Linked DNA regions of Homo sapiens: all the other regions are linked to region 2. Evidence: chromatin loops called from intact Hi-C (ENCODE). Cell type or tissue: ascending aorta. All regions are shown on one strand. Each heading gives the region's core, and the rest is flanking DNA. Links, peaks and the distances in the headings are about the cores only.

What was found. A loop is a pair of places that touch in the nucleus more often than their neighbours do. Peaks named below come from ENCODE experiments on the same cell type or tissue, not always from the same donor. Only the 100,000 strongest peaks of a DNase experiment are listed, where the experiment ranks them.
Region 1: a loop joins it to region 2, with 2.6 times the contacts of the local background. A loop is called at or near these places in 5 of 110 quality-filtered maps.
Region 3: a loop joins it to region 2, with 3 times the contacts of the local background. A loop is called at or near these places in 7 of 110 quality-filtered maps.
Region 4: a loop joins it to region 2, with 9 times the contacts of the local background. A loop is called at or near these places in 4 of 110 quality-filtered maps.
Region 5: it touches region 2 in a loop (2.6-fold over the local background); 2 of 110 quality-filtered maps call a loop at or near these places.

What each region holds. Positions count from the first base shown.
Region 1 is chr7:47,636,023-47,642,546 of GRCh38, forward strand. No RefSeq gene overlaps it. Among named protein-coding and RNA genes, the nearest start is that of LINC02902, 16 kb to the right of the region's middle. In ascending aorta, for the core only: no CTCF peak of the experiment used is centred there; a DNase peak (open chromatin) is centred at 3,109; H3K4me3 peaks cover 178 bases; H3K27ac peaks cover 1,578 bases.
Region 2 is chr7:47,688,405-47,694,928 of GRCh38, forward strand. No RefSeq gene overlaps it. Among named protein-coding and RNA genes, the nearest start is that of LINC02902, 36 kb to the left of the region's middle. In ascending aorta, for the core only: no CTCF peak of the experiment used is centred there; a DNase peak (open chromatin) is centred at 2,967; H3K27ac peaks cover 3,355 bases.
Region 3 is chr7:47,756,261-47,762,784 of GRCh38, forward strand. It overlaps LINC00525 (long intergenic non-protein coding RNA 525), which reads left to right and starts at 5,216. Exons shown (of 3, transcript NR_038407.1): 1 at 5,216-5,253. In ascending aorta, for the core only: a CTCF peak has its summit at 2,984 (motif pointing right); DNase peaks (open chromatin) are centred at 1,781 and 2,521; H3K27ac peaks cover 2,071 bases.
Region 4 is chr7:47,768,466-47,774,989 of GRCh38, forward strand. PKD1L1 (polycystin 1 like 1, transient receptor potential channel interacting) reads right to left here. Exons shown (of 57, transcript NM_138295.5): 57 at 6,149-6,524. Among named protein-coding and RNA genes, the nearest start is that of LINC00525, 10 kb to the left of the region's middle. RefSeq lists a silencer at 2,906-3,200. In ascending aorta, for the core only: a CTCF peak has its summit at 2,973; DNase peaks (open chromatin) are centred at 2,966 and 3,426; H3K27ac peaks cover 2,953 bases.
Region 5 is chr7:47,597,654-47,604,177 of GRCh38, forward strand. No RefSeq gene overlaps it. Among named protein-coding and RNA genes, the nearest start is that of TNS3, 19 kb to the left of the region's middle. RefSeq lists an enhancer at 3,408-3,497. In ascending aorta, for the core only: no CTCF peak of the experiment used is centred there; a DNase peak (open chromatin) is centred at 3,334.

The DNA.
Region 1 (6,524 bases), core at 798-5,797, 52 kb before region 2:
TCCAAAGTTACAGCATCCTCACAGCATGCCCCCTGAGAAGGCAGCATTCATGCCATTTTGTTTAAGTGAAGAAACAGGAATGAGTGCCAGAAATGGGACCTGGGCCGAGTTGGTCACAGCCAAACAGAGAGCAACTGGGTGGCCCATGGGTGCATCCAGCCTGTACCCGTGGTTTGGCCTGTGGTATTTTTGCATTTGTTTTCAGTTGAGTTCGTTGCCAGCCTTTAAACATCAGGAGACTTTACACAAAACCAGGGACTGTTGGCTTCTTTTTCCACACAGGCCCTTCTGGACCCACAGAGTCCACATTCCCCAAAGTGAAAGCTGCCTGGCCTCTGGGGGTGCACTGGGTCCAGCACCCACAGGTGAAAGTGAAGTCAGCCAGTGCCCCGTCCTGGAAGCCTCTGGATTAACTGCGCAGAGTGGTCAAGGTCTCGGGGACTTTCCCCATTGCTGGGGGGTCGGGGGAGGGGATCCCCTTACAAACACCTCCAGGCCAGGTGCTTGGCTCTAAGGCAGGAACGCTTTTCTGTGTCTTGGCTCCCGGGCTGGGGACAGACAGGGAGCCCGTGAGTTTGTTGGCTGGAGTCACCCTTGACTGTCATCCTCGGGCTGCATCTGAAGGGAAATGGGGCTTTTAACAAAGTCAGTCATCCAAGAAAAACAACGCCAGATAATTTTGAGGCTAAAGAGCAGCCCTCTGCTCCCATCCCTGCCTGATTCTTTCTAGGGCAGGACGTTTGCTTTATTTTTTCATGGCGATGTCAAGCAGAAACATTTTCCAGGTCCTGGCAGCCCAGTGGTATGGAAGGCGTCTTCCTTCCCGCCCTGGCATTAGCTATGGCTGTCACTTACAGCAAAATGAGACACTCTGCGACTGTCTGACTGCCTCCAGGCGCTGGCTGCATTTGTGCAGGATTTGGGGCCTGGGCAGGCTCAGCCGACTCAGAAGAGCCTGTTTAAAAATGAACTCTTTTATGTTCGAAAGTTTCAAAAATAGAAGGAGCCAAGTTTAGAGATGGAGATGCCATTTAAATGTCTATGGTTACGAGTGCTGTGGGTGGTGGCCTCCCAGCCTCCCTGGGCCGCGCCTGCTCCCCATGGGCCACAACACCACCCCCCCTCCTCCAGCCGCTGCATTTTCTTCTATTCCCAACTGTGCGCCACAGAACTTTTACAGTTATTCACAAAGGAAACCTCATAGTAACAAACACATTTCAGAAACCTAAACCTGGTGCAGGAAAGCAAACGGCCAACATTTATTTAATTTTATATCTTAACATGCATGGTATACTATATTCAATCATCTCCCCTCTATCTTCTAAATGATGAGAACCTCTCAACACATAGAAAATGTATAATAAGGCCAGGCGCAGTGGCTCATGCCTGTAATCCCAGCACTTTGGGGGGCCGAGGCGGGTGGATCACGAGGTCAGGAGTTTGAGACCAGCCTGGCCAATATCGTGAAACCCCGTCCCTACTAAAAATACAAAAATTAGCTGGGCATGGTGGCCCAGGCATGGTGCCTGTAGTCCCAGCTGCGTGGGAGGCTGAGGCAGGAGAATTGCTTGAACCCAGGAGGCGGAGGTTGGAGTGAGCGGAGATTGTGCCACTGCACTCCAGCCTGGGTGACAGAGCAAGACTCCGTCTCAAAAAACAAAACAAAACAAACAAACAAAAAATATTTAATAATAGCACAGCATGCACCATTATATGTCCTACCTAGATTCTGTAATCAGTAACATTTTACCGTTTTTTCTTTTTTGCTATTTTCTTTTTTCTTCTGAACTGCTTGAAACTAAACTACTGAGTTATGATGCTACAGACCTAAGTATTTCAACACACCTCTCCTGAAAGTAAAGACTTTCTTTTTTTTTTTTTTTAAGACAGGGTTTTTCTCTGTTGCCCTCTGTTGCTCGGTTCACTGCAGCCTCTACCTCTGGGGCTCAAGCAATCCTCTCACCTCAGTCTCCTGAGTAGCTGGAACTACACGTGTGCGCCACCACGCCTAGCTAATTTTTGTTCATTTTTTGTAAAGACAAGGTCTTACTATGTTGCCCAGGCTGGTCTCGAACTCCTGGGCTCAAGGCATCCTCTTGCCTCAGCCTCCCAAACTGCTGGGATTCCAGGTGTGAACCACTGCACCAGGACAAGACATTCTTTCACATAGCCAAAATAACATCATCCTACGCAAACGATCAACCATACTTCCCTAGGATTATCTACTATCCTGCCATATGCAGATGTCCCCAATGGCCCCCAAAATGTCTATTACAGTTGGTTTTTGGCCCTGAAGCAGCATCTAACAAAGCTTCCATTGGTTGTTTTGCCTTTTCAGAGTCTCCAAATGTGGCACCCTTCCCCTTGTTTCTTTCTATTGTCCTATTTTTTCAGTGACACCAGGTATTGTTGGCATTTGCTTACCCTAGGAAGAGGTCCGAGGCACAGTCCTCTGTGCTCCCAAGCACCCTAGGAGTCCCTGATCTCTGCTCTGGAGTCCTCTGCCCACCGCAGGCCCCAGCAGCTCCATCTATGGCCCCTCACCCACCCCTGCTACCTCACCCTGCTGTGTCCATAACACCCCCAGAATGATTTCCCTTTAACAGCAGTCTGAGAGTTTGGCCTTGAAACCTGGAAAAGGCTGCAGGGTAAGGCCTGACCTCCTCAGCTGGGATCCAAGCTGTCACCCCTCTCCCGCCATGCCTCTCTGTCTCATCTCATCCCCTAAATGCCCCCTTCGTTTCCAGGTAACTCAGGCACACAGAACTTCCCTGACACAAGCTCTTTCATGCCTCTGTATGTTGACACACGCGGCTCCCTTTTCTGGGGCACTCTTCCTGTCCTGTTCTTCTCACCAGAGCTGCATCCGCGCTTTGTAACTCAGTTATCAATTGGGCCTCTTTGCTCCGTACAATGCGGCCTATCTCCCTATTATAAGACATTGCATTACACTGAGTTTGTTCTTTACAAGTGCATCTCCCTGCGGATGGAGCTCCATGAACAGTTGTTCAGATGTTCTTATAGGCAGTGCTGCAGTCAACATTCTTCCACAGTCTCCCTGGACTGGCTCCCAGGACTCCAGTGTTGGAGTCTGAGTACACAAAGGAGTGGAGGAACTGGAGACCTGCCCACTCCCTTCATGTTCCAACGTGATGCCGGGGGACCGGGCTCTGGGATCTGCTGTGCATCTCACCGCTGTGTGAGGGTGCCCATTTCTCCATGAGGGGTCAGCTTTTAGTACTGCCCACTTTTAATGTTTGCCAAGCTCGTGGATGTAAAGGGTATCACACTGTGATTTCCATGCACATTTTCCTGAATTAAAGGGTGGCTGAGCATCTTCTCATATTTTCTTGGCAATTCAGACTTCCCATTTTAAAAATCCCCTGTTCTTTTCTGTCTCTGGCAGTTTCTCTTCTTCAAAAGGAGGCCAAAGTGGGGTTTATATTAGAATCCTGGTTCCTCACCAGGGATGCAATATGACAGCTGGTCAAGAAACTGTGGCTCAGTTGAGTGTACAATAGAGGAGGGCAGGGAGTGTGTGATAATAGAAATTCAAGGGGCGTATAATGAGTGTGTTGGTGGAGGTCAGGGAGAGAGTGAAGGCAGAGGTCGGGGAGTGTATGATGGTGGAGGTCAGGGAGTGTGTGATGGTGGAGGTCAGGGAGTGTGTGATGGTAGAGGTCAGGGAGTGAGTGATGGTGGAGGTCAGGGAGTGTGTGATGGTAGAGGTTAGAGTGTGTGATGGTGGAGGTCAGGGAGTGTGTGATGGTGGAGGTCAGGGAGTGTGTGTTGGTGGGGGTCAGGGAGTGTGTGATGGTGGAGGTCAGGGAGTGAGTGATGGTGGAGGTCTGAGAGTGAATGATAATGGAGGTCAGGGAGTGAGTGAGGGAGGTGATGGCAGAGGTTAGAGTGCGTGATGGTGGAGGTCAGGGAGTATGGAATGGTGGATGAAGGTCTACCATAAAGATCTAGGAGTTCAAAGCTATCCAGTAAGTAGATGGTGGTGGTTTAATTTTTTAAATAGTAATTTGGACTTTTTCCATGTACAGATCCAGATTCACTGTTTCTGAGTCAGTTCTGGCAAGTAGTAGTGTTTTTGGAGAGGGAGAGGCACCCTCTCACCGCGGGCATGAGTGCTGCTAACCCCTGTGTGGGAGGCTAACTCGGAATGACTTGAAAGAGCTATAGATACTGAATGAAGGGTCTCCTTTTCTCTCTGCCTCTCTGTGTCCTTCTGCCTCAGCACTTCGTGCAGATGAAAGAAGCTAGAGTCATGGTGAGGCTGAAAATTGCTTGGGTAACAAGTAATATTTCTGTTCAACTGGACCCGAAGGACAGGTTGGGAGGTCAGCGGAACCACAGCCCACAGCGCCAGCTGAGGTGGGGCTGTAGAGGGCCTGAACACTCAGGCAGAGGGAAACCCAGCCTTCCGAGCCGTATGCCCATGTGTGGCAGCTTGCCCCCACTGGGGCAAGTTTCTGAGTAGAGACGATTGTTCTATATAAGCTGCATAAACATTAGTTCTCTAATGAGCTGGAACCAACAACAACCCAGTGAACTTCAAGTAAAGGATCTACTCCATGAAAACGGGCAGCTTACCTCTGCACAACTGGGAGAACCTCAGTGTTTTTGCAAAACATACACTTTATGAAGCACAGGACCTCAGAGCTGTTGATAAAGCAAGAGAGCTAGGTGAGAGCTGGATCAAGCCCCAGAGCTGTCATTTACCATTTTGGGACCTGGAGCCTGAGCCTCTACTTTTTCAACGGCAAAATAGGCGTGAATAACATATCTAGAAGGACTGCTAGAAAAATGAAATGACATTTGCAAAACACACAGTGGAGCTGGCATAGAGGAAGAGCCTAATAAACCTGCTAAATCCCCCTTTCCCCTGACGTGTGTGTGTGTGTGAGAGAGAGAGAGAGAGAGAGAGAGAGAGAGAGAGAGTGTGTGTGTGTGCGTGTGTGTGTGTGCATTCCCTGTTCATTTCAAGCCCTGCTGTCCCTGGCTTATGGCCTGGTTTTGGCGTTCCTCTTCCACAGTTCAGGCTTCCAGACCAGTGGGCTTACTGGCTCGGTTTGGCCCAGGATCAAGCCCCTGCCTCCAGCTGTAACCTGAGCATTGTCTGGAATGCAGGACAATACATCAGGGCCATGTGAATAGAACTAATCCTCTTTATGTTGGCAGCATCTCATCGGAAAAAAGTAGTGGGAGTGGGTGGGGAAAATCAGGAGACCCCACCCCCTGCTGTCTCTCAGCAGCTTCTGTATGAAGCCATCAGAACCTTGGGCTGCTCTAAGGGAAAGAGATTTTCCTCTTGGATTCTTTTTTTTTTTTTTTATTGGAATGGAGTCTCACTCTGTTGCCCAAGCTGGAGTGCAGTGGGGCTATCTCAGCTCACTGCAACCTCCACCTCCTGGGTTCAAGTGATTCTCCTGCCTCAGCCTCCCGAGTAGCTGGGATTACGGGCGCCCACCACCACGGCTGGCTAATTTCTTTTGTATTTTTAGTAGAGATGGGGTTTCACCGTGTTGCCTAGGCTGGTCTCGAACGCCTGAGCTCAGGCAGTCCGCCCGCCTCTGCCTCCCAAAGTGTTAGGATTACAGGTGTGAGCCACCGTGCCCAGCCTGTTGGATTCTTTAGGACAGAAAGTAACAGGGCCTTCCAACAATTTATGTTTGAAAACTCCCTGGCACATGAAGCCAGGCGAGCAGGCTCAGGGAACGATCATTTTGTTGATCAGCCAACTGTTTACTGAGCCTGTATTATGTGTCACGTCCCTTGTCAGCTCAAGGGGTACAGGAGTAAAATTCATGACTGTGGAGAGGCCAGACCCTCACAGTGGACATCACAGCTATCATAAAAGAGGCTACCAGGAGAGCTGCCGTGGACCCCAAACACCTCAGCCATTTACTATATGATTCAGTGTGAAAACAGTTCATTTGCATTCAGCTTCTTTAGAAATTCATCTACACAGACTGAGAGTTAAGTCTTAGACATATATAACACGACAGCAAACAGAATCATTTCATTTCATACCCACTGGACCTGGGTTGAACCCTCTGTCAGTCACGCCCCTTCTGGAGAAGTATCAACAGCTCCCCATGTCTGTACTCCTAAAGGAAAAGGTTGATCATGAGTCACGCTGGATATAAGTCTTTTTTTCTGAGGTGGAGTCTTGCTCTGTTGCCCAGGCTGGAGTGCAGTGGCGTGATCTCGGCTCACTGCAACCTCCACCTCCCAGGTTCGAGCGATTCTGCTGCCTCAGCCTCCCGAGTAGCTGGGATTACAGGAATGTGCCACCATGCCCAACTAGTTATTATTGTTTGTTTGTTTAGATGGAGACTAGCTCTGTCACCCAGGCTGGAGTGTAGTGGCTCGATCTCGGCTCACTGCAACCTCTGCTTCCCGGGTTCAAGCAATTCTCCTGCCTCAGCCTCCCGAGTAGCTGGAATTACAGGCGCCCACCACGACGCCCAGCTAATTTTTGTATTTTTAGTAGAGATGGGGTTTCACTGTGTTGG
Region 2 (6,524 bases), core at 472-5,471:
GGCTGCTGTCGAACTCCTGACCTCAGGTGATCCACCCGCCTCAGCCTCCCAAAGTGCTGAGATTACAGGTGGGAGCCACCGTGCCCAGCCTGGCATTGCTTTTAAAAACACGTGTTCATGGTGGAGAAAAGCTGTGGTCCTAGTGTCCTGTCTTCTGTCCTCATTGTCTGGGAGGCCTAACCTTAGGCTTCCCTCGGAGCAATAAAGGAACTATAGGGTCTTAGAGCTGGGAAGGGGCTCCCATGTGCCTGATCTTGAGGCCATGGAGCCTGCGAAAGGGAAGCAAGAGGTCTATGGGATGCCACAAGGCTGTGGCTGGATCAAGCCATCGTCCTAAGAGGATTCCAAACAGTCAGAAAAGCGGGGAGATGAAAAGGGCCTCACAGTGCTGGGCAAGGGGCGCACAAAGGGGCTCTGTTCCTGTGCCCCCAGGGTGCCCCCTCTGCCTGCCTGGCTCTCATGGTTGTCAAAACAGAGGGAACATTCCTCAGCTGACCCAGGACACAAAGGCTTGTCCTGGGCTGGGAGCGAGGCGCAGTGGTTTCATTAGTCCAGGCACAGTCATAAATCCCTCCCCGGAAGCCTGGCCTGCCGCCTCAACGACCAGCCTGAGAGCCATGGCCAGTCCCACAAGTCCAAGGTAGGCTTATTTTTCTTCATTTGTAGAAAAGACTTTTTAGTCACTGTAACATCAATTGTTCATTGTGGAAAATTTGGAAACTACTGAAATCAAAGAATAGAAAGCAAAAGTCATATATACTATCTGTATCCACAAATAATTACTGAATACAAACACGATGTATGTGTATTTACATACATATTACGTATATATTTTTATATATATGTCAAATATCTGTATATGTTTGAATGGGGCGGGATTAGTGTTTTGTCAACCTTTTTATTGTGAAATACAGTACTTAGAATGCATCAACATAAGATGTGCAGGTTAACAAATAATTATCATGTAAATCCCATGAAGCTGTCAGTGACACCAAAGACCCCGTGAAATAGTTTCTTCTGAGTCCCCCACCTTGACTGTAGCAGTAACTGCCATCCTAATTTTGAGGACACATCCTGTTGCGTTTCTTTGTGGTTTACCATCTACATATGTGTCCCTAAAAAGTTTAGTTTAGCTTATTTTTGAACTGTGTATGAATAGAACTCTCCCATTTATATACCTTTGTTTCTGGGGTGTTTTGCTCAGTTTTGTTTGGAAGATGAATTTATCAATGTTGTTGATTGAATGTAGTTCATTCATCCTCATGAGTGTAGAGTGTGCCTTTCCAGGAATAAGCTACTTTCTGTTTATCATTTACTGCTGAGGGAACATTTGGGTTCTTTCCAGCGTTGGACTTCTACACACAGTGCTTCGTTGGTTCCCGTGGCCTGTGTGCCCGGACTTCTCATGTGCAGGCCTTGGATGAGAAGCATTGTGTCAACAGGTATCCAAAGAAGATAATGCTGAACTGCTTTTCAAATGGCTGCACCATTTATGTTCCAGATACTCCCCATCCTCCCCAGCATTGTCAGATATCTGGAAGGTTTCTGAGAGTTTCTCATGATGGTGCATGCAGAAATAGCTGACACATAGTAGACATTTAGTATTGTTTGTGGAGGGGCAGGGAATGATGGCTCACGCCTGGAATCCCAGCACTTTGGGAGGCCAATGTGGGCAGATCATTTGAGGTCAGGAATTTGAGACCAGCCTGGCCAACATGGCACAACCCCATCTCTACTAAAACTACAAAATAAAATAAAATTAGCCACTGTGGTGGCACACGCCTGTAATCCCAGCTACTTGGGAGGCTGAGGCAGGAGAATCGCTTGAACTAGGGAGGTGGAGGTTGCAGTGAGCCGAGATCCATCACTGCACTCTAGCCTGGACGACAGATCGAGACTGTCTCAAAGAAAAAAAAAAGTGTCTTGCAGCTCTATTTATTATGAGTGTAATTAGTTATATAATTACTTATATCTCATTAAATATATATTGTATAGCTATACATTAGTAGCTTAACAGTATATACTATACATATAGTTTCATACAGTTCTATTTATTATCAATTATATATTAGTTATTTGTCAGTTATACATGTTAGCTCTATGATGAGTTATTTTAGGTAGCTAAAGTATTTTAGTGAGTATAGACAGCCTACTTTGACTCTGCATCTTGTTTTTCATTTGTAAAATAAAGATAATAATCCTTGGGCCGGGCGTGGTGGCACATGCCCATAATCCCAGCATTTTGGGAGGCCGAAGTGGGTGGATCACCTGAGGTTGGGAGTTCGAAACCAGCCTGACCGACGTGGTGAAACCCCATCTCTACTAAAAAAACAAAAAATTAGCCAGGCACGGTGGTGCACGCCTGTAAACCCAGCTACTTGGGAGGCTGAGGCAGGAGAATCGCTTGAACCCAGGTGGCAGAGGTTGCAGTGAGCCGAGATCATGCTACTGCGCTCCAGCCTGGGAGAGAGAGTGAAACTCCATCTTAAAAAAATAAAAATAAAAATAAAAATAAATAATAATAATTCCTGCCTCATAGAGTTGTCATAAGAATTAAATAAGCAATCAGACAGATTTCTGGTACATCATAAACATTTTAACAAATGTTTATTTCCTTGTCTTAAATAATAACTGTAGAACACTGCTGAAAGGGCTGCTTATCAGAGTTGCCTGATTTAATGTTAGCTAAGGGCATTCACCTTGCCATTCATGTGCTTCAAACTACTCTAATCTAGAGGATTGTGTAATCTATTTAAAATCTTATTTTCATTTAAGAAAACTGTTAACTTCTCTCTCTGTTACTTTGCCTTGAAAAATATTTTTAAAATGTGTGCTACCAAATAACTCATGAGTCATCCATCGTTTCTTACAGTGACCCATCTGGAGAGAGTGACTTTTAAAATGTGTGAATGTTCCAGGATCACGACACCCTGGAATTCAGGATGGCCAGGACTGCAGCCCCCTTTTGTGAGGTTTCCGAAGCAGACTTGGGCCTGCAGGCCAGATGGACACAGCAGGCCTTTGCTTTCTATGCACCACCAGAAAATGCTTGATGATTCACTGGCTTTCTTTGAATCAAATGTAGATTATACAGAGCTGTTAAGTGTGGACTTTTTTTTTTTTTTGACAGAGTCTCATTCTGTCACCCAGGCTGGAGTGCAGAAGTGGTGCGATCTCGGCTCACTGCAAGCTCCGCTTCCCGGGTTCCTGCCATTTTCCTGCCTCAGCCTCCCGAGTAGCTGGGACTACAGGCACCTGCCACCATGCCCAGCTAATTTTTTGTATTTTCAGTAGAGATGGGGTTTCACTGTGTTAGCCAGGATGGTATCGATCTCCTGACCTCATGATCCGCCCGCCTCAGCCTCCCAAAGTGCTGGAATTACAGGCGTCAGCCACGGCGCCCCACCAAGTGTGGAATATTTTTAAGACAAAGGATATGATTTTTTTAACCTGTATCTTTGATGTGTAGTTTTTGACCATTAAATATGACCTTTTTTGATCTTATATTTAAAAAGATGCGCTGGCTTATATTAGACACAAGTAGAAAATTTAACTTTTCCAAGAGCAACACATAATTTTTAGTCATGGTTTGCTCATATTAAACATATGGTTACTGTATTACTAAAAAATATCAAAGTAATTTATGACTTTTAGAAAATCCACAATGCTGGTCCTTATTAAAAAAAGCATCAGGGTGAAGGTTACTGGAAGGAGTGCTCTTTTGCAGTTATTTGTCTTTGGATATTTTTAACATCTTTCATTACAGAAAGCTAAGTAGAAGTAGACAAGGAACATTTTGTCCTTGAGTCTAAAAATATGATTTTCCCCTTTCTTTCAAATTTTGAAGACTTTAACATCTCATAGTTTCTTTTTTAATGAAATCATTTAAACATAAAGTCACTGGAATATTTTTAATGAGCCATTTCAAAGAACTAATGAATTAAAATAACTTTCTGTTTCTCATCTTAACTGTTCTTTCCCTGACTGTAGAATTATTATTTGGAAAGTGGAAAGACTGGCCGGGTGCATTGGCTCACGCCTGTAATCCCAGCACTTTGGGAGGCTGAGGTGGGTGGATCATGGGGTCAGGAGATCGAGACCATCCTGGTTAACACGGTGAAACCCTGTCTCTACTAAAAAATACAAAAAATTAGCCGGGCGTGGTGGCAGGCGCCTGTAGTCCCAGCTACTCGGGAGGCTGAGGCAGGAGAATGGCGTGAACCCGGGAGGTGGAGCTTGCAGTGAGCCGAGATTGTGCCACTGCACTCCAGCCTGGGTGACAGAGCAAGACTCCGTCTCAAAAAAAAAAAAAAGAAAAAAGAAAGTGGAAAGATTAAATCTTGGCAGGAGGGAAAGATAGAAGTTGGGGAGAGCTATGTGTAAGGTGATAAAGTTCTGGAAGATGTGAATGGGGAAGAGACAGTCCAGTGGAAGGCCCAAAAGCCCGATTCTCTGAGGCACAGTACCAAATCTCTTCCACTGTCTAGATCTGGAAACCCACTGGGTATCTGTCCTTAGAAGGACACACTACCAACTTTTCAGTCCTCATTTAAGGCGTTGGGAATGTCTTTACCTCTTCCTGACACTGTAGTCTTCGTGATGTTGGGGACCTCAGCCTCACCTGGGACGTTGCCTGCTTGTCTGGTAGCTCCTCTCTGGGCTTTTACTCCAGCACCCTTAGTCCTGGGCTGATTCCCCCTCCTGCCTCCCAGCTATTCTCATTCTTCACACAGGCCCAGGATGGCCTCAGCTCTCAAGGTGGCAACCATCCCCTACGAACGATGAATGCACTGCAGTTTATTTCCAGCCCAGTCTCTTTCCGTAACCTTAGGCTCCTATGCTGAGCATCTCCATGTTTCGCCATTACTTCACTGGATGAAGTAACCCTTGCTGGGTAACTCCATATCCATGCATTCACTCTGTGTCAATTGTAGGATGCACACTTCACCCAGTCACCTAGACTAGAATACTTAGTTATCTTTGTCTATTTGGACTCCATTGTCGACTCATTCAATTAGTCACTACTTTCTCTTCTGTTGACTTAATTTCTTGAATTCCATTCAAATCCTTCCAGTTTTCTTTATCAGCCCTGGGCTTTAGTTCAGACTATTCCCACTATCGCTTATTTCATCTTTAAAACTAGCTGCTTAACTGGTTTTTCTCCCTCTAGAGTTCTCCTTCTCTCCCCAGTTAATAGCTGCAATACAACCAGAGATCCTTCTACAACACTACTTTATTTATTTATTTATTTATTTATTTTCTGACATAGAGTCTCGCTCTGTCACCCAGGCCGGAGTACAGTGGCAAAATCTCAGCTCACCGCAACCTCCACCTCCCGGGTTCAAGCAATTTTCCTGCCTCAGCCTCCCAAGGAGCTGGGATTACAGGCGCCTGCCACCATGCCTGGCATGGTGTATTTTTAGTAGAGATGAGATTTAGCCATGTTGGCCAGGCTGGTCTCGAACTCCTGGCCTCAGGTGATCTGACCACCTTGGCCTCCCAAAGTGCTGGGATTACAGGCGTGAGCCATCGCGCCTGGCCTAACATTTCTGATCTTATCTTTTCTTTAATTAAAATGTTTCGATGGGTTGGGGGTGATGGCTCACACCTGTAATTCCAGCACTTTAGGAGGCTGAGGCGGGCAGATCACCCAGATCACCTGAGGTCAGGAGTTCGAGACCAGCCTAGCCAACATGGCAAAACCCCGTTTCTACTAAAAATACAAAAATTACCTACTTGGGAGGTTAAGGCAGAAGAATCACTTGAACCCGGGAGACGGAGGTTGCAGTGAGCTGAGATCGTGCCACTGCACTCCAGCCTGTGCAACAGAGTGAGACTCTGTCTCAATAAATAAATAAATAAATAAATAAATAAATAAATAAATAAATAAAACGGTTCAATGGCTCTCTAACTCATCTAGGAAAGGTCCAAACTTCTTAATGTGATGAATAAAGAAAGCCCTTTCCACAGACTTCAACCTTTCCTGTCTGAGTCTGAGCTGGACTCTGGTGCTGAATCTGAGCGCCCCCGGTTAGTGAGAATGTTGCCTCTCCCTCCATGGGCTCTCTAAGATTTATCCCACATGTCAGACGTCAGATAGCGAGTCTCTCTAAGGACAACCACTGAGTTGAATTCACTGGCACATCCTCTGCACATATGGAGTTTTGTGCTAAGAAGTTTAATAATATTTCATAAAAGTCATGATGGAATTTATTGTCTACCATAAGGAGCCATGCAATAAATTCCTGTGTATGTTCCACTTCAGGAAATATTTAGTCTCTGCAATTGGAGGCATCTGTTTTCTGTTGTCAAAAATTTAAATTAGTGTAATCTGAGGTCTCCTTTACCGTTAAATGCCAGAAAACTCAGAACCAGATACATTAGTCAAGAATCGTAAACTGCTTGGCTCTGCTGTCTGAGACTAGGAACCCCTTTTGCTTACTTTAAATAGATTCTTTTCTTTAACCCCTAAAAAACACTTTTCCCTGCTTGTTCTCCAACAACCTGTAAGACTTTTGGATGTA
Region 3 (6,524 bases), core at 656-5,655, 68 kb after region 2:
TTATTTATTTATTATTATTATTATTTTTTGAGACGGAGTCTTGCTGTTTCCCAGGCTGGAGTGCAGTGGCGCGATCTCAGCTCACTGCAAGCTCTGCCTCCCGGGTTCACACCATGCTCTTGCCTCAGCCTCCCCAGTAGCTGGGACTACAAGTGCCCGCCACCATGCCTGGCTAATTTTTTGTATTTTTAGTAGAGCCGGGGATTCACCGTGTTAGCTAGGATGGTCGCGATCTCCTGACCTCATGATCCGCCCGCCTCAGCCTCCCAAAGTGCTGGGATTACAGGCATGAGCCACCGCGCCTGGCCCTTATTTCTTATTTTAAAAAATATTTCCAAAAACGAAGGCAAATGTCCTGCCTCCTGTTATATACTTTAACCTTTGTTCCTCCTGGGAGCTTGCTGCCTCTGGGGTTCAGGGTGTCTCAAGAGTTCAGACAGCACCGTTCAGAGCCAGTGGAGGACCCCAGATGTGACCCTGGAGCTCCACGCTGTAATTCGCCCACACCATGCCCTGCCCGCCAGCTTCAGTCTCTGTCCCAGATTGTGGCTCAGAAAATACATAACAAAAAGATACTTGCCATAGTTTTGGAATGACCATGTGGAAAGTTGAAACAGACTGATGGACTGACATTTTAATTCTCATTAAAGAATTAAATGGATCAGACTGTGTGTGTCTTCCAAGTTTCAGGTAAAATAAAATAGATTACTTTTAAAAGAAAAAATATTTTTGGTTGCTAAGGGCATATATCTAGATCAAAACCTCCTGGCTTCATAAACTTTAAATTATTTTAGATTTCTGAAAAACATGCTTCAGTCTGATGGTAAGAAAATGGGAATTTCAGACGTGTGCCTAATGCTATAACAAACTGTCTAGAGAGAAAATCATCACGATTCTTCCTGAGAATGGAGGTGAATGGGACTTCTTTGAAAGTAAAACCTACAGTGGGTGTCCCCATTAGACAAAAGAGAAGCCCAAATATATATATATATAAAATGTATTTTTTTTTTGAGACAGAGTCTCGCTGTGTCACCCAGGCTGGAGTGCAATGGTGAAATCTTGGCTCCGCATTCAAGCAATTTTCCTGCCTCAGTCCCCCAGGTAGCTGAGATTACAGGCCTGAGTCACCATGCCCGGCTAATTTTTTTGTATTTTTAGTAGAGACTGGCTTTGCCATGTTGGCCAGGCTGGTCTCGAACTCCTGACCTCAAATGATCCACTCTCCTCGGCCTCCCAAAGTGCTGAGATTACTGGTGTGAGCCACCGCACCTGGCCACAATATTTTTAGAGCCTGGTTGGAGAGTTGACTGGGCAGGAAACCACCTGGATATGCCACTGTAAAAACCCAGGCAGAAAACAAGGTGGTTGAAGCAGGTGAAGCAAATGGTGGGTGGCCGGCAACAGGGGTTGCTTCACTGATTGGATGTCAGGGGAGAAAGTGGCCAAGGACGGGAAGTCCAGGATGAACTGGGCCTCTGGCTTGAGATGTTGGATGGATGCTTGGGCCAGTCACTGTCATAGGAAACTCAAGAGTTAGGGGCACACTTTGGGGGAAGTTACTTAGTCTTTTGATACCTTAGTTTCCTCTGCTGTAAAATGAAGAAAACATCATATACTTGGCAGTTGAAATAAACATTGGAAAATTTTATAAAACATCTGAAAGTGCCCAGGAATGGAGACTGTCATCAGAAATGCTTTTTCCACTAAGTGTCTCATGGCACTCCTGTTTGCAGGCGCGGCGGCTCCTCCCCACAGTCAGGCACGCTCGCCCACACTGCATCAGAACATCTTGTTCCTGCAGGATGGCCCAGCCCTTCGCTGGCTGCCCTGCCGGCCACGGGACCGAATCACCATCACTCTCACCCACAAAGCTGCTTTTGGAATGCAGGCATTTCATGGTGTGGGAAGACAGTATTTTTACACTTTTCTCAGAAATTGGTCAAATTCTTTTTGCTCCCTGCTATTTTTCCCCTTCTCCCTCTCCCCTTTCCCTTTTCTTCATTCCAGCAATAGCTAGATCTCTACTGCACCCGAGAAAGGACATGACAGTGGCAAAGCAAAACAGTAAACAATCAACAACAAAACTCCTGAGCCCAGCTGGCTTTGATTTCCCAAAGCAAATCAGTCAAGTAATTAAGAAGGCATGAGAAAAACAGAAACACACACACACAATCTTTACTACCTGTGGGGAGGATTGTGAGGGAAAAAGAAAAATATATTCCTCTGTACCCCATGGGTTATGGAAGGAAGTGACAGATGTGAGGAGTGTGTGAGAGACAGAGACAGAGAGACAGAGACAGAGATAGAGAGACAGAGAGACAAAGACAGGAGGGACAGAGACAGACAGAGGAAGACAGACACAGAAATAGAAAGAGAGACAGAACAGAGAGAGACAGGCATAGACAGAAGTGTCTCCTGAGGTTGGGCCTCTGAGTCCTGCTCTCTGGGGAGTACTCTAGAAAAATGGCAAGATCTCAGGGACCTTGGTGTGTAGATGACTGATCGCCAAAGCAGGAGCTCTGGTCTTAGGCCAGATACACTGAAGCAGCCAAAGAGTCAAGTTTCCCTCTGGGCCGTGCCCTGGGGGTGCAGGGGTATATGAAAAGCTGCAGCTGGGTGCAGTGTTCCTCTAGGGCTCAGGAGAAGTGACAGACAGAGAGCCCAGGAAGCACCCACAGCCTGGGCCTGGCGCGTCCATTGGTGTGACCAAGACCTACATACAGAAAGGTGAAGGTGCACAATGAACTCAGACTTTATCTGAATAGGGGTAAGATCCATTTCAAAATTGGAAGTGGGGCTGATTTGAAAGAATCTATTTTATGAGGATAAACTGATGATGAGATAAATTCTATAGATAGGGTTTTCCTTGACTTCTAAGAGAATAGATACACAGAAGGTAATTATTGAGTTAGAGTTGTCTTTTGTTTCTAAGAAAATGATAAGACAATTTATATTTTTCACAGCCTTGCTTTCTTGCTCCACCAGGGGTCACAGCTGATCTTACACATTTCGGGGTGTGGGCACAACTTCACCACTCTTCCAGGGACCAATGTAAAGCCACCCTGGCACCACCCTTTGCTTACTGAAGATTCCCCCACCAAATCCACGTGCTACCTGTGCCTCATCCATCACTGGTTAATTACTCTGATTAAAATAAAGCAGTGATTTGATGTTTCCAAGGAGCTTCATTAGAATGAGAAAAAATTATATTTACCAAGGAAAGGAGGAAATGGTTGAATAAAAAATATGACAAGTAATTTAATTTTAGGTCAATGAATGCTCCACTGTGATTCAATTCTGACACATGAAACAAATAATGAGATGATCAAGCCCTCTTCTTCCTTGCAGAAACTCGCTAATCCATATGAATGGTCTGTTGTTCACGAGCATCTGGTTCCCTTAACAACCTGTGGCCTGTTTACTCCATGGGGAGAATCTGGTCCTCAGAGCAGCTTTAGGGTCCATGCACCTTACTGGACATCCATAATGCACCACAGAGTGTGGTGCAGCAATATGCCATGTGAGGATTTTTTAATCCTTGAAAAGTTGGGTGAAGAGGATAAGATTTTTCGTATAAGATAATACAGGCTTCAAAAAGTTGGAAAAAGAGCACATTTAGAAAGTCCCAGAGCTGGGATTTGAACCCCTGTGCTTCTGATTCTAAATTGCTTCCCACCACGCTCATGGTGACCTCTAGAAGGTGTTAGTGAGGTGGAGATGTACCCGGTAATCCTGCCAGTGCATCTGTGCACTGATTCTCTATTGCTGGCTGTCCTTCTTGGCATCTTATTCAACAATAGCTACTGTAAGGGGGGAAATAGTCTTATATTTTGTGAAAGAACTCAAATGGCCAATTCATATATGGCCAGTTTACTTAAGAATGAATTACCGACCGGGCACAGTGGCTCATGCCTGTAATCCCAGCACTTTGGGAGGCTGAAGCGGGTGGATCCCCTGAGGTCAGGAGTTTGAGACCAGCCTGGCCAACATGGCAAAACCTCATCTCTACTAAAAATACAAAAATTAGCCGGGTGTGGTGGCTGGCACCTAAAATCCCAGCTACTTGGGAGGCTGAGGCAGAAGAATTGCTTGAACCCAGGGGGCGGAGGTTGCAGTGAGCCCAGATTGTGCCACTGCACTCCAGGCTGGGCAACGGAGCAAAAACAAAAAACAAAAAAGAATGAATTACCAGGCTCTAAAAACCTATCAGTAAGCTTTTTTTTTTTTTTTTTAAAGACGGAACTTGATGCTAAGGAAATTGCAACAACACAATGTCCTAATACACTGTTGACAAGATTAAAAAATTTTTTATTTTTAATTTTTGTGGGTACACAGTAGGGGTATATATTTATGGGGTACGTGGGATGTTTTAATACAGGCATGCAATGTGAAATAGGCACATCATGAAGAATGGGGTATCCATACCCTCAAGCATTTATTCTTTGTGGTATAAACAATCCAATTATACTTTTAATTATTTTAAAATGTACACTTAAATTATTATTGACTATAGTCTCCCTGTCGTGCTATCAAATAGTAGGTATTATTCATTCTTCTATTTTTTTTTTTGGTACCCATGAACCATTCCCACCTTATCTCCCCAGTCCTCTACTATCCTTTTCAGCCTCTGGTAATCATCCTTCCTATTCTCTATGTCCATGATTTCAATGGTTTCGATTTTTAGATCCCACAAATAAGTGAGAACATGTGATGTTTGTCTTTCTGTGCCTGGCTTATTTCACTTAACATAATGTCCTCCAGTTTCGTTCCATCCATGTTGTTGCAAATGACAGGATCTCATTCTTTTTATGGCTGAATAGTACTCCATTGTGTATATGTACCACATTTTCTTTATCTGTTCATCTGTTGATGGACTGTAAATTTGCTTCTAAGTCTTAGCTATTGTGAACAGTGCTGCAACAAACATGGGAGTGCAGATATCTCTTCAATATACTGATTTCCTTCCTTTTGGGTATAGACCCAGCACTGGGATTGCTGGATCATATGCTAGTTCTATTTTTAGTTTTTTGAGGAACCTCCCAACTGTTCTCCATAGTGGTTGTACTAATTTACATTCCCACTAACAATATACTAGTGTTCCCTTTTCTCCACATCCTCACCAGCATTTGTTATTGCCTGTCTTTTGGATAAAAGCCATTTTAACTGGGGTGAGATATCTCATTGTAGTTTTGATTTGCATTTCTCTGATGATCAGTGACGATGACCACCTTTTCATATGCCTGTTTGCCATTTGTAAGTCTTCTTTTGAGAAATATCTATTCATTTCTGATTTTTTATTTGGATTACTAGATTTTGATTTCTGATTGGATTACTAGATGTTTTCCTGTTGAGTTGTTTGAGCTCCTTATATATTCTGGTTATTAATTCCTTGTCAGATGGGTAGTTTGCAAATATTTTCTCCCATTCTGTGGGTTGTTTCTTCACTTTAAGAAGATCATTAATTGCCTTAATCATTCTAAAAAGTGATTTGGCAAATAAGGGTTGAATTGTGTCCCCCAAAATGTCTATGTCCAAGTCCTAACCCCTAGTACCTCAGAATGCAACTGCATTTGGAAACAGGGTTTTTGAAAATGTGATCAAATTAAAATGAGGTTATACTAGAGTAGAGTGGGCATGTAATCCAATATGACTCATCCAATATGACCGGTGTCCTTATAAAGAAGAGGAGATTTGGCTGGGCATGGTGGCTCATGCCTGTAATCCCAGCACTTTGGGAGGCCGAGGTGGGTGGATCACCTGAGGTCAGGAGTTCAAGACCAGTCTGGCCAACATGGAGAAACCCTATCTCTACTAAAAATACAAGAAAAAAAAATAGCTGGGCATGGTGGCAGGCACCTGTAATCCCAGCTACTTGGGAGGCTAAGGCAGCAGAATCGCTTGAACCCGGGAGGCAGAGGTTGCAGTGAGCCGAGATTGCGCCATTGCACTCCAGGCTGGGCAACAAGAGTGAAACTCCATCTCAAAAAAAAAATTAATAAATACATAAAAAATAATAAAAAGGGGAAATTTGGACCCAGACATGCCTGGAGGGAAGATGATGGGAAGAGACACAGAGAGAAGATGGTTGTCCTCAAGCCAAGGAGAGAGGCCTGCAACAGATTCTCCTTCAGCCTTTAGAAGGAACAACACTGCCAACACCTTGATCTTAGACTTCTGTCCTCCAGAAATTGTGAGACAATGCATTTTTGTTGTTTAAGGCAACCAATTTGTGGAACTTTGTTCTGGCAGCCCTAGCAAATGAATACAACAAAATATATACTGTATTGAGAACCTTAATATTGGCAATACCATTTGCACAGGAACTCCTTGCCTTTGGTTGCCACCTAAGAAATCATGCATATGGACATGGAATTACACATAAAGTATATTTAGCTAGTTTTTCTTCAACATGCTATTGCAGGAGGACAATTCAAAAATCTTTCCAACTCCCACCTGATTTCTGAAGGTTCTCTGGGAGCCTGCGCATCAGCCATCAAAACACACTTGTCACATTTTTCTTTCCT
Region 4 (6,524 bases), core at 965-5,964, 81 kb after region 2:
CTTTGCATTTGCTGTTTCTTCTTCCTGCTATTTCTCTTCCCCCAGAGAGCTGTACAGCTTGCTTGAACCTCATTCAAGGTTTCTGTTCAAACATCACATTATCAAGAGGGGCCTTCCCTTTAAAGAAGAACAGAGCCCTATTTAAAATAGAGCCCTCCCTAATTCACTTAATTTTTCTTCATAACATTCACCACTGTCCACGATTGTAGCGTGTTCTTTTTATTACTTGACCCATGTGCTAGAATGTAAGCACCCTGAGGGTAGGCATTTTGTTGGTTTTGTTGTTTGATCTATTCTCAAAGCCAAGAATAGAGCCTGGGACACAGTAGAGTTTTAAAACATGACAAATAAATGGATGAATGAATGAATGAATGAATGAAAAAGCAAAATTTTCCATTGGGAAGGATAAAATCTTTTTTGGTAATAGTTGCACTGAGTTGAGATCTAAGTCTTTCCATTTTGCTATCATTATAAAAATTATCTTAGCTATTCTTGGCCCTTTCTTTTCCCATTTGAATTTTATGATCAATGTACCAAGTTTCACATAGACCTGCATTGGAATTTTGATTGGAAATGCATTGAATTTATACATTCATTTGACATGAACACCATCCATAAATATGGGACGTCTTTCTATTCAGGTTTAAAGTTTTTCAGTAAACATTGGGTTTTTTTTTTAAATGAAAGATATGTACATGTTTTCCTAGATTTACTAGGTACACTCATAATTTTCTTTTTGTTGTTGTTCCCCCACAGTGAATAAGATCTTTTCCTTTTGCATTTTCTAATTGTTGGTGTATAGGAATAGTACTCATTTTTTATGTCGATCTTCTAAGATGCTTTCTTAGTTGACTGTCTTGATTTGGGGAGGAAGGTAGGCAAGTATGTCGTCTGCAACTGAGGACTGTTTGTTTGGTTTCTTCGTCTTCTCTTCTTATCCTTTCTGCACCTTATTCCATTGGCTTTATCTTACTGGTTGATTGCATTTTTTTTTATTACATTGGTTTTCAACCTACAGGATACATGCGGAAATAGCAGACATCCATGTCCTGTCCTCTGTTTTCCTAGGAATGCTTCCAAGATTGTACCATTCAGTATGATGTCTGCTAATGATTTTGGAGGATAGCCACCTTGGTTTCCTTGCACAGGTTTTATTATGAAATAATGTTGAATTTTATGAAGTACTTATTTATTTATTTATTGAGATGGAGTCTCGCTCTGTCTCCCAGGCTGGAGTGCAGTGGTGCAATCTTGGCTCACTGCAACCTCCACCTCCTGGGTTCAAGCAATCCTCCTGCCTCAGCCTCCCAAGTAGCTGAGACTACAGTTGTGGGCCACCAAGCCCAGCTAATATTTGTATTTTTAGTAGAGATGGAGTTTCACCATGTTGGCCAAACTGGTCTCAAACTCCAGACCTCAGGTGATCCACCCGCCTCAGCCTCCCAAAGTGCTGGAACTACAGGCGTAACCCATTGCGCCCGGCCAAGTACTTTTCTTCCTTTAATCTTTAATGTGGTGGATTACATTAACATATTTTCTGACGTTAAGCCATATTTCCATCTTCAGGATAAAACCCCACTTGTCATCACATGTTAGTTTTATACACTGCTGAATTTGATTTGTATTTTAAGATATTTGAGATTATGTTTATTAGTAAGAGGGGTCTATCATTTTCATTTTTGTATGATGTTCTTAAGTTTTTAAAAAAACCAGATTATACTAGTTTCATAGAACAAGTTGCTAAAGTTTACCTCTTTTTTTAATTCTCTGGGAGAATTTGTACGAGATAAAGAGATCTGTTTTTTGAATGTCTGGTAAAATTTGCTTGTAAAAATGCTCTAGGAATTTTGAGTACCATTAGATTTCTAATTCTATATATTTAATGTCTATGGTTTACATTTCCTATTTTCCTTCTCAAATTGTTTATATTTTCTAGAAAATGTCATTTAGGTTTTCAAATGTATTGAAATAAAGTTGTTCATAGGATTATCTTACTAATTTTTTAATCTTTATGATGTCTGAATTTGCTGTTTTATGCTTTTTTTGTTATTTTTCTCATTATTTCTAAATCAACTCTGCTAGAAATCTATCTGCTTTAGCATTCTTTCAAAAAATCATCTTTTGACTTTGTTGAGTTTCTCTACTGTTTCATTGTTTTTCATTTTTGTGCTTATATGTTTAAGTTTTATATTTCTATGGCGTTTTGTTGTTTGAGATCGAGTCTCGCTCTGTTGCCCAGGCTAGAGTGCAGTGGCGTGATCTCGGCTCATTGCAGCCTTCACTGCCCAGGTTCAAGTGATTCTCCTGCCTCAGCCTCCTGAGTAGCTGGGACTACAGGCATGCACCACTACACCAGTTAATTTTTGTATTTTTAGTAGAGACAGGGTTTCACCATGTTGGCCAGGCTGGTCTCGAACCCCTGACCTCAGGTGATCCACCCACCTCAGCCTCCCAAAGTGCTGGGATTACAAGCCTGAGCGCCATGCTGGCCATATTTCTATGTTCTTTATGTTTGTTTGATTTATCTTCCTCTAAGTTCTTGAGTTGCATTTTAAGTTATTTATTTTTAAACTTTCCTGGTTTTAAATAAACATATTTAAAATATAATTTTCCTTCTAAATACTGATTGAGATGCATCATATACTTTAGTTTGCATTGTGATTTTTCTCTGTAATTCATGAGTTTTTTCAGAGTTATTTTAAATTTTCAGTGACATGACTGTTTTCAAATTATCTTTTTACCTTTTGTATATCTAATTGGTCACATTGTGGTAAGAGAATGACTTCCAGATAACATCAGTTTCCTGAAATTTTGTTCAGAGTTCTTTCTACAAGGTGTCATGTGAGAAACTCCTTTTCAAAATTAATGCTGGACTGTGAGCTCCGAAATCCACATTTGTTCATTCACTGCAGTGTTCCAAGCAGCCTGGGCGGCGCCTAGGGGTGCATGCCCAATGGTGTGATGGCAGCCAGTGTGTGTTTTCCACTAGAGAGCTCTCTAACAGCAAGGGCTGTGTCTGCCGCAGTCTTTTCTTCATCTTGGCCATCAGCAGCTTAACTTCAGTGATTAATTTTCCTCCTGGGGTCATTTGTTTTTCTTTCCATGACTTTTTATTAACTACTGTGTAGTCTGGACATCCTTCTTTATACACTGTCTTGATTTAGGTTTTCAATGGAGAGAGGCCAGGTAGAAAGGGAAATAGAAAAACAGAACTCACTCCTATTCACAATGAAAGTATTTTTATAAAAACAAAAATAAAGCCTTAAGCAATTTTTCCACTTGTCTCATATGTGACTATACAACCAGATTCCTAGAAAATGTCCCTGCTTTTCTCATTCTTCTCCCTGTGGTGTGGAAACAGGATCCCAGGTCTAAAGGATGAAAACTCTCAGGGCGCAGGTTAAAACTGGATGAAGGGAGCCCAGTGGCATCAGCTGGCTGTGCCCTGGTGGGTCACACAGCTAAGGTCAGCAAGAATAGAATTTAATTACATATTTTACACAATGGGATGGAATGAAAGACTGTTTTGAGGAAATAATAGTTTATCAAAGAAGTGGAGAAATGCCCATGGGAGAAGCACGTTCAGAGCAGGCACGGAATGGATAGATTTCAGAAGGAATTTAGCTGTCACTGGTTCGAGGCCAGGCCACTCCCCTCTAAGCAGGCTCTTATAGCAAGGAGCTGCTAGGACCTGGATGTGTGGTGAAAAAACAAAGTGGTTGTCGGTGCAGAATTTCACAGTTAACAAATCACTTTAATACAAACAATCTCATGAACTCCTCTCACGCCTATGGGAAAATGTTAATTGTGTTTATTTTGTGAAGTTGCATATTAGCTTAGTTTCTCTGAGCCCAATGTGAGCCCCAAACTGTATAAAAACATGCATTCAGCCCCTCTACCACCTCTATGCAACTTTACTTGCTAAAAATGTGTGACATTCCGAAGTTCTAAAATGGCCAGGGTGACCAGTCATTCCCAAACATTGCTAGAAATCAACGTGACCAATGGGGGCAAATGCAGCAATTGATACAATAACATCCTCATTTCTCCAGATTTGGTGTGACAGTTCCTTTCACGCCTTCCCCCTTGGGTTGGTTCCCTAATAATGTTCCCCTACAGAACCTTCTCCCAGGTCCACTTGCCTCAGTAAGGACACACATGGACTGTGCGTTGGAGAGTTAGCCAGTGACTTACTCCCTGTGTGACCTTGGGCAAGGTGCTTAACCACCCTTGGACCTCAGTTTACTCATCTGTGAAATGGATGATAATAACAGAGTGGTGAAGAGTGAATGAGCTGAAGCAGTAGCCCTTAGAAGATGCACTGGCACATAACGGCATTTCCCTTTCCACAGCAGCCACTTGCCCTCTCTAGCCTCTGTTTCCTGTGAAGTGGGGTTAGTAAAAGCTGTGCCCCGAAGAGCTCTTGTAAAAGAGGGAGGCTTCTGTGGGAGGCAGGTCAATCGCTCCTCCCAGACCTCCACAGCCTGACCCTTGGTACTTACGTTTCCTACATAACAAAGGGGATAAGGCTGCAGATGGAATTAAGGCTGTTCGTCAGCCACCTTAAGATGAGAGATTATCCTAGATTATCCAGCAGGCCCAATGTAAACACAAGGGTCCTTATTAGTGGAGGCAGGAGGCAAGAGTTGGTGTCAGAGTGATGGGATGTGAGAAGGACTCAACCTACCACTGCTGGCCTTGAAGATGGAGGAAGGGGCCATGAGCCAAGAATTGCAGGTGGCCTCTGGAGGCCAGAAAATGCAAAGAAATGGACTCTGCCCTAGAGCTTTCAGAAGGAACATTGCCCTCATGGCAGCTTGATTTTTGTTCAGTGAGACTCCTTCAGACTTCTGGCCTCCAGAACTGTAAGATGACACATTAGTGTTTTAAACACTAAGTTTGTGGTAACTTGATACTGCAGTCTAGCAGGGTGCCTTGCTCAGGTAACCTCCTATATGTGATGCTGTCACCATGTTCATTACCATCACCATTGTGGGCCTAAGGTATGCAGAAGTGAAAGTTATCCCAAAGGTTTTCACAGTGGCTCATTCTGTAACGCAGCCTCATTTTAAGACTGTCTGATCTCCATGATACATCACCTCCTCATCCAGACCACCCAGAGCATGTGAGAAGAGCCACTCTTGAAGCTCCTCGGGCATGCTTAACCCTGCTAACCTGCGTTCTGTGTGCTATGGGAAAGGCAGCAGCCCGCCAGTGTCACCTCTGTTGGGATTCGTTCTACCTCCCTATACAGAACTCACTGCTGGACTTACTGCTTCCCCTCCTAAAACAGCTGCCTGTAAAAGGGGCATGGGTCTTGCTTTCTTTGTATTTTTCAAAGCTCTTGAACATGGTGAGTGCTCCATGAAAGTATTTGGAATGAAAAAATCCATGAAAAGAGTCTGTCAAAGCATAGCTGATGGAATGAAACAAGATACAACTGGATGAAGATGTATGTTGTGATGCCTTATTACTTCACTGGGGAAGGGAAGAGTCTTCTCCAAACCACCCAACCACCTGGCAGCCCTGGCTCATGCAGAGGTCTCCAGTCTGGATGCGCTCTCACTGTCCATCAATGTGGAAATGAGGCAAAGCCTGCCAATCATACAATCTACTCCCTGAGGAGACCTGTACATTCTCAAATACATAAACGCACACAGAGAATTCGTATTAGCTTCGGTCAAATCAATGACACAGAGATGCCATATGTCATCAGGCACTGTGCTACATGCTTTACACAAACTCTTTGAGGCAGGTTCCATTATACTCCCATTTTGCCCATGAGTTAATTGTGGATTAAGATGGCCATGCCCCTTGCTCAGTTTCTACATAACGAATGATTACACTAAAAATCTTTCCCAGGTCTGCTTGCCAGACCCCCTACCCCTGTCCTTTCCCAGTGTGCAGCCCCAGGCCTTCGGGGAGGCCACAGCACGGTGTGTTTCCATGACACTGGAGGCACCTCCATCCCATCCATCCACTTCTACCCACTGTCACTGATATGCATGCCAAACCAGGCATATTGAAACTATTTAGAATCCAAAAATATAGCATGCACTCCAAACTTAATAATCTCCTTAGCAAATTCTGATCTGAGCACGTAGGTTTTTAAATGGATTCCAAAACAGCCGCCCAGATAACTTCGAAGTTCAGTTTGAATAACCATTTTATATTGAATTAGTAAATCAGGAAAGATGCGTTATTAATCTAGCAAGATTCAATTGTTAAATTTACAAAATAAGGATTTTACTTCAAAAATCTTATTTAAATATTAGAATGTTATCCTGGTCTCTTTCATCGCTTTTATGAGACCTGAAAGAAATTTCACAAGATACAAGGCTTTTAATACTCAGACAGATTCAGTAAAACAAACAAATAAGACAATATGTAACTCTAGGGCAACTGGCAAATTAACCATTTGGGAGAAGGCTGGAGTTAGAATCTTGTCCCACATCTGAACTCTCCGAATGGTGATTATGAGTAACAGTCTGATGACAGATAAACCTTGATTTTCATCCTGGTTT
Region 5 (6,524 bases), core at 621-5,620, 91 kb before region 2:
TCCCTGGCCAACGAATTAGAGATGGTCTGAACCAGGGAAAAAATATAAGGATTAGAAAGGCCCAGTTGCACTAAGCAAAGTGTTCTTCCCCAGAATCTTCCCCTTTTCCCCCTTAAATTGTTTTTCTCTTTTTTCTTTTTCTAAGTGAGAGTCCCCCCACAACCCCCACTCTTTCTGATAGGAAAGTTAACAGAGGAACAACCCCTGCTGTCTGAGAACTGCAAATTTGGCAGGGCACATTTGAGACACTCTAAACACATACAAATAGCCTCTAAAATATCTTTTCAGTCCCAAACTGGATTCCAAGCTTCAGGCAGAGGCCCTAGAAAGAAATCCACGTCTGAGGGATCCAAAGCGAGGCAACAGGAACGATGTAAACGGGCAGGACCAATTCCTGCTGACTAAACCCCCACACGTCATGGAAGAAGGCCATGCTTCATGGCATAAACAGGCCCAGGGAACTCAGTTTACCGACAGCAGGGAGAAAGGGAAGCATAGGTGAGGGCGGTTAATTCCTATTCTCCAGGTTTTCCCTGCTTCATGGATACGTACCACATCAGTACCCATGGCTGGCACCTGCCAAGTTTGCCGGGGCTCAGGGATAAAGGGTGGAGAGTGAAGGGAGGATGCTCGCTTTCTCTATTCATCACACCCTGAGTTTTTGCTGAGAGAAGGAAGGGAATGAGGGATGCCTCTATTCCCTGTCTTTCAGAATGGGCAACCCGTTCTCTTCACCACCCCCAGCTTATACTCCTCTGGAGTGTATCCTGAACCACTGGAACTGCTTGGACTCTCAGAGTCTGGAGGAAAAGTGCCTCATATCCCTCTGCACAAAGGTTTGGCCAAATTATGATTCACAGGAAAGACTGGCTTGGCCTCAGGGAGGAACCATTCATTTCAATACAATCTGGCAATTGGAACTTTTCTGTAGATGTGAGGGCAGGTAGTCTGAGGCTCCATATGTGTAGGCTTTCTGTACCTTGCAAGGACCTTTGCCGACAGTGTAGGATTGATCTAGCCTTCCTGTTTGCCATCTCAAGGAAGGCTGCAAGGGGCAAGCCCAGGGAAGTAAAGACACGAGTGCCAGAGGCACCCCCAGCAGAGGAGCCAGCTCCCTCAAACCCTGTTCCTCCAAGTTCACCCCTGCCTCCTTCTACAGCTTCAGCGTCTCACTTGCCCACTCCTAAAAATCCTCCCCCTAAACAAGCCCCAGTCTCACTTTTGCCCCTCCAACAAATGCCCAGTGAATTTGGGCCCAGTAAGGTCCAGGTCCCCTTCTCCCTACGGGACTTAAAGTAAATTAAGGAAGATCTTTGCAAGTTTTCAGATGACCCTGATAGATAAATAGAGGCTTTCCAGAATTTCACCCAAATATTTGAACTCTCCTGGAGAGATGTTATGTTACTTTTGAATCAGACCCTGATGGACACTGAGAAACAGGTCGCTCTTCAAGCAGCAGAGAGATTTGGGGATGAGCTTTGTGTCACATATAGCATCAGGGAAGGGGGTGAACATTATCCAACCTGAAGAGAAGCAGTACCAGTGAATGACCCTACATGGGATCCCAGTGACAAGATGGAAGATGAGAAGAGGAAACACTTTCAGGTGTGCATAATGGAGGGCTTACATAGGACTCTCAATTATACTAAGTTGTCCATGATTGACCAGGGATTTGATGAAAATCCCACTGCCTTCCTGGAAAGGCTAAGAGAGGCCTTGGTAAAGCACACCTCTCTATCTCCTGATTCAGTCAAGGGACGGCTAATCCTAAAGGATAAATTTATCACTCAGGCTGCCCCTGACATCAGTAGGAAGTTGCAAAAACCGGTCCTAGGACCAGACAGTATATTAGAGGACCTCTTGAAAGTGGCTACCTCAGTCTTTTATAATAGAGAAAGGGAAGCCTAGGAAAGAGAGACAAGATACAGGTATTCCCAGGGTGCATCTGTGAATTGCTAAGGATATGGCAAGAACAGCTATCTCTCTTCTAAAGTTTATCCGCTCCCATACAAGGTTTAATTTCTTTCACCAGGATGAAACAGCTTGGGGTACAATGTTGTTGTTAGTATATTTTACTTCTTGTCTCTGTAATCTTTGGCACTCAATTCTTTCCTTGTTATAATACACATGTTTAACTCATGCATTCTTAACCTTATAAAACTTGTTTTTTTCTCTCATGCCTAGAAACCCTCAAACTCCAAACCGTCAGGCAACCGGAGCCTCAAACGATGGCTCCCCTTTGCTAGGAACCCTTAGATAGACCTCTGGGAGGAGTCTGACTGCCGTTTTCCCCAAAACAACGCCCCTGTCAACAGGAAACAGCTAAGACCGGTCATCGTCCATATTCTAGTGGCAGTTAGATGTACCTCTTTAAAGGGGGGATATGATAAGGGAGTGCTGGGAAGGGAAGAGCGTGGTCCCTTTAAATGATACAGAAGCAGAGAGGGGAAGAGCTGGGTAGAAGAAGGCGGGTTCCTGGCTAGGGCTTCACCCCCAAGGACCTAGGTGAGGACAGGCACTTCTGCTTTCACGTCCAAATGTTGCAATTTCCAAGACCACCCTGGCCCACCACCACCTGGCCCCATCCTGGGCCTATAAAAACTGAGACCTTAACAAGGCAGAGACACACAAGCGACTGGACATTGTGAGGAACACATAGGTGGAAGAAGACACAAGCGGCTGATCGTCGAGAGCACGCAGGCAGAAGAGCACATTGACAGGCACCGGCATGCCCGCAGGCCATCAACTGGTGTAATGACATGGAGTTTGGCTGGGGCAGTCTGAGGAGAGCCTGGGCTGCCGAGCTGCCCAACTCCAGGGGAAAACAATTTCCCTCTGGCTCCCCTGTCTGCTGAGAGCTACTTCCACTCAATAAAACCTTGCACTCATTCTGCAAGCCCATGTGTGATCTGATTCTTCTAGTACACCAAGGCAAGAAACCCAGGGATACAGAAAGCCCTCTGTCCTTGAGACAAGGTAGACGGTCTAATTGAGCTGACTAACACAAGCTGCCTATGGATGGCAAACTAAAAGATCACCCTGTAACACACGCCCACTGGGGCTTCAGAAGTTGTAAACATTCACCCCTAGACACTGCCATGGCATCAGAGCCCCACAACCTGCCTGTCTGTATGCTCCCCTAGAGGTGTGAGCAGGGGGGCACCAAAGAAGTGAGCCACATCCCCATCACATGCCCTGTGAAGAGGACAAGGGAACTTTTCCCGTTTCAACTGCATTACAGCAACATAATGAGATACTGTCTCTTTAAAAAAGTCTGAAAACCACTAATCTACGGTTCTATTGGCGTGATTCACAGCTGAGAAAACTGGGGCTGCAGGACAGGGTGCTGAGCCAAGACGGGCACTGAGTTCTTTCTCCGGGTCAGAGCAAGCTCCTTCCTCCTCCACCAGTGTCTTTTCTCCTGACTTGTTTTCTGACCATTCACCCTGGGTTCAGCTTGGAGCAGGGCCTGTGTATTTACTGCTGAGGCCACATTAACTCTTAGCAATGATTAAATTTTGACATCTCAAAACCACACTTCCGAATGTCCCCTTCAGAGGGATGCAATGATAACTCCTGCAGACCTTCAGCAAAGGGATATTACTTTTGTGCCCCCTTGGTCCCAGTGTAAAAGTGTTGACTGAAATTAAAAAGGGGAAGTGGTTGTAATTCACCAGGGCCTTTCCTCTTAAGTGGGTCTTGACTTTAATTTCCACCCTCAAGGTGAAGGGCAGAAGGTTTCTCTGCAATTTCACATTAGTTTAACAAATGGTTTAATGAGCACTAAAATCAGTGCTACCCTATGTTGCCCAACCCCAGGAAGAGTGATTCACATTGAATAGAATGTGGATGCTGCCTGTCCCTGGGATGGTGGGGTTCACAGCTTTGCCTAAGAAATCTGTTCAGTGTGTACATTAACACAATGCACGGGGGGAAGGTGATTCACACCAATTCATGGGGGAAGGTGATTCACACCAATGCATTGGGGAAGACATCAACCAGGGGAGGAGACGGCCACATAAGGAAAGAAGCATATTGTGATATGGAAGGTAAAACAGAGGTGCAGGGTGGCCTGGAGGAGGAAATGACTGACACTGAGAGGGGTTTAGGGATGTCCTCATGGAGATGGTGACATCTGAGCTGCATTTTGAGACCTCTGCCGAAATCAGTCATGTCACACTGTGTGATTCAGAGCCACCTGTGTGATTCAGAAGCAGCTGGTGAAAAACACCGTGAAGCTTCCCACTATGGAGAGACCCTCTGACGACAAACTCAGGCCCAACTGATGGCAGATCCTGCTCAGCACACATTTGACAAAGCAAAGTTCACCTTGTTAGAAGTTGACACCCCCCACCTGCTCCTGTGCAGAGGTCCTGCATTCTTACACCCTGGCCAGAAGAGGTGTCAGAGTGGGGCATGGACTCTGTAAGCTGCAAAAGAAGCTGCCTGGGAGGAGTCAGGCTGGAGGTCAGCTTCTACTTTAAATTCTCTATGGGACACTGGTAAAACTACAGCCAGGATTCAATTCCAAGAAGGTTATCAGAGAGACAATCCAAGGTTTAGGTGCAAAGATGTTCAGGGCAGCATTGTTTATAATTATGAGAAATATAACAATCAGAAAACATTTCCTGAGGACACTATGGTCAGGGAGCAGTTTCTGTGTTTTAAAGGAATAGCCTGCTGTGGTTTTGAATAGTTGTGTCCCCTCTAAAACTCATGTTGAAACGTAATCCCCAATGCAACAGTGTTAAGAGGTGTGGCCTAATTAGGAGGTGATTGAGTCATGAAGGCTCTGACAACCTGATGGGATTAGATGCCCTTAGGAAAAGCCCTGGTGGAGGGAGTAAGTTCCCTGGTTGGCCCCTTTGGTTCCTCCCACCTTGTAAGGACACCATGTTCCTCCCCTTGGTCGTATGCAGCAATAAGACACCATTTTGGAAGAGCAGACCAGGCTGTCCCCAGGCACTGAACCTGCTGCGACCTTAATCTTGGACTTTTCAGCCTCTAGAACTGTTGATAAAATACATTTCTGCTCTTTATAAATTATTCAGTCTCTGGTTTCTTGTTATAGCAGCACAAACAGTCAAAGACATAGCCTATTGAGACAGGAATTATAATTGTTCCCATTTCCCAGGCAGCAAAACAGGAACTCTAAGAGGGCAGGTTTGAACTCAACCTGCATGGGATTGGCAAGGTGAAAATGATGGCTTCAGGCCGGGAGCAGTGGCTCACGCCTGTAATCACAACAATTTGGGAGGCCAAGGTGGGCGGATCACCTGAGGTTAGGAATTCGAGACTAGCCTGGCCAACATGGTGAAACCCCTTCTCTACTAAAAAAAAAAAAAAAAAAAAATACAAAGATTAGCCGGGCATGGTAGTGCACACCTGTAGTCCCAGCTACTCAGGAGGCTGAGACAGGAGAATCTCTTGAACCCTGGAGGGGGAGGTTGCAGTGAGCAGAGATCGTGCCACTGCACTCCAGCTTGGGCGACAGAGCGATAATCTGTCTCAGGAAAAAATAAATAAAATAAAATGATGGCTTCAAAAAATTTTCTTAGAAGATTTTGCTCAAACAATCTAAAGTTATGCAGAAAAGACATGCTTACATAGATAAAAACATGCTTAGAAGGAACCTTGGGCAGTGGGCATGGTGGCTCACACCTGTAATCCCAGCATTTTGGGAGGCCGAGGCAGGCAGATCACAAGGTCAGGAGATTGAGACCATCCTGGCCAACATGGTGAAACCCCATCTCTACTAAAAATACAAAAATTAGCCAGGCGTGGTGGTGTGCACCTGCGGGAGGCTGAGGCAGGAGAATCACTTGAACCCAGGAGGCAGAGGTTGCAGTGAGCCAGTGAGAGGTGAAGCCAGCTGGATTTCCTGGGTTGAGTGGGGACTTGGACAACTTTTCTGTCCAGCTAAAGTATTGTAAACACACCAATCAGCCCTCAGTGTCTAGCTAAAGGATTGTAAACACACCAATCGGCACTCTGTAAAAATGCACCAATCAGCGCTCTGTGTCTAGCTAAAGGATTGTACACGCACCAATCACAGCTCTGTAAAATGGACTAACCAGTGCTCTGTAAAATGGACCCATCAGTGCTCCGTAAAATGGACCAATCAGCAGGACGTGGGTGGGGCCAAATAAGGGAATAAAAGCTGGCCACCAGAGCCAGCAGCAGCAACCTGCTCAGGTCCCCTTCCAGGCTGTAGAAGCTTTGTTCTTTTGCTCTTCACAATAAATCTTGCTGCTGTTCATTCTTTGGGTCCACACTACCTTTATGAGCTGTAACACTCACCATGAGGGTCTGTGGCTTCATTCCTGAAGTCAGTGAGACCACGAACCCACCAAGAGGAACAAACAACTCTGGACACGCCACCGTTAAGAGTTGTAACACTCACTGCGAAGGTCCGTGGCTTCACTTCTGAGGTCAGTGAGACCACGAACCCACCAGAAGGAAGAAACTCCGGACACATCTGAACATCTGAAGGAACAAACTTCGGACACATCTTTAAGAGCTGT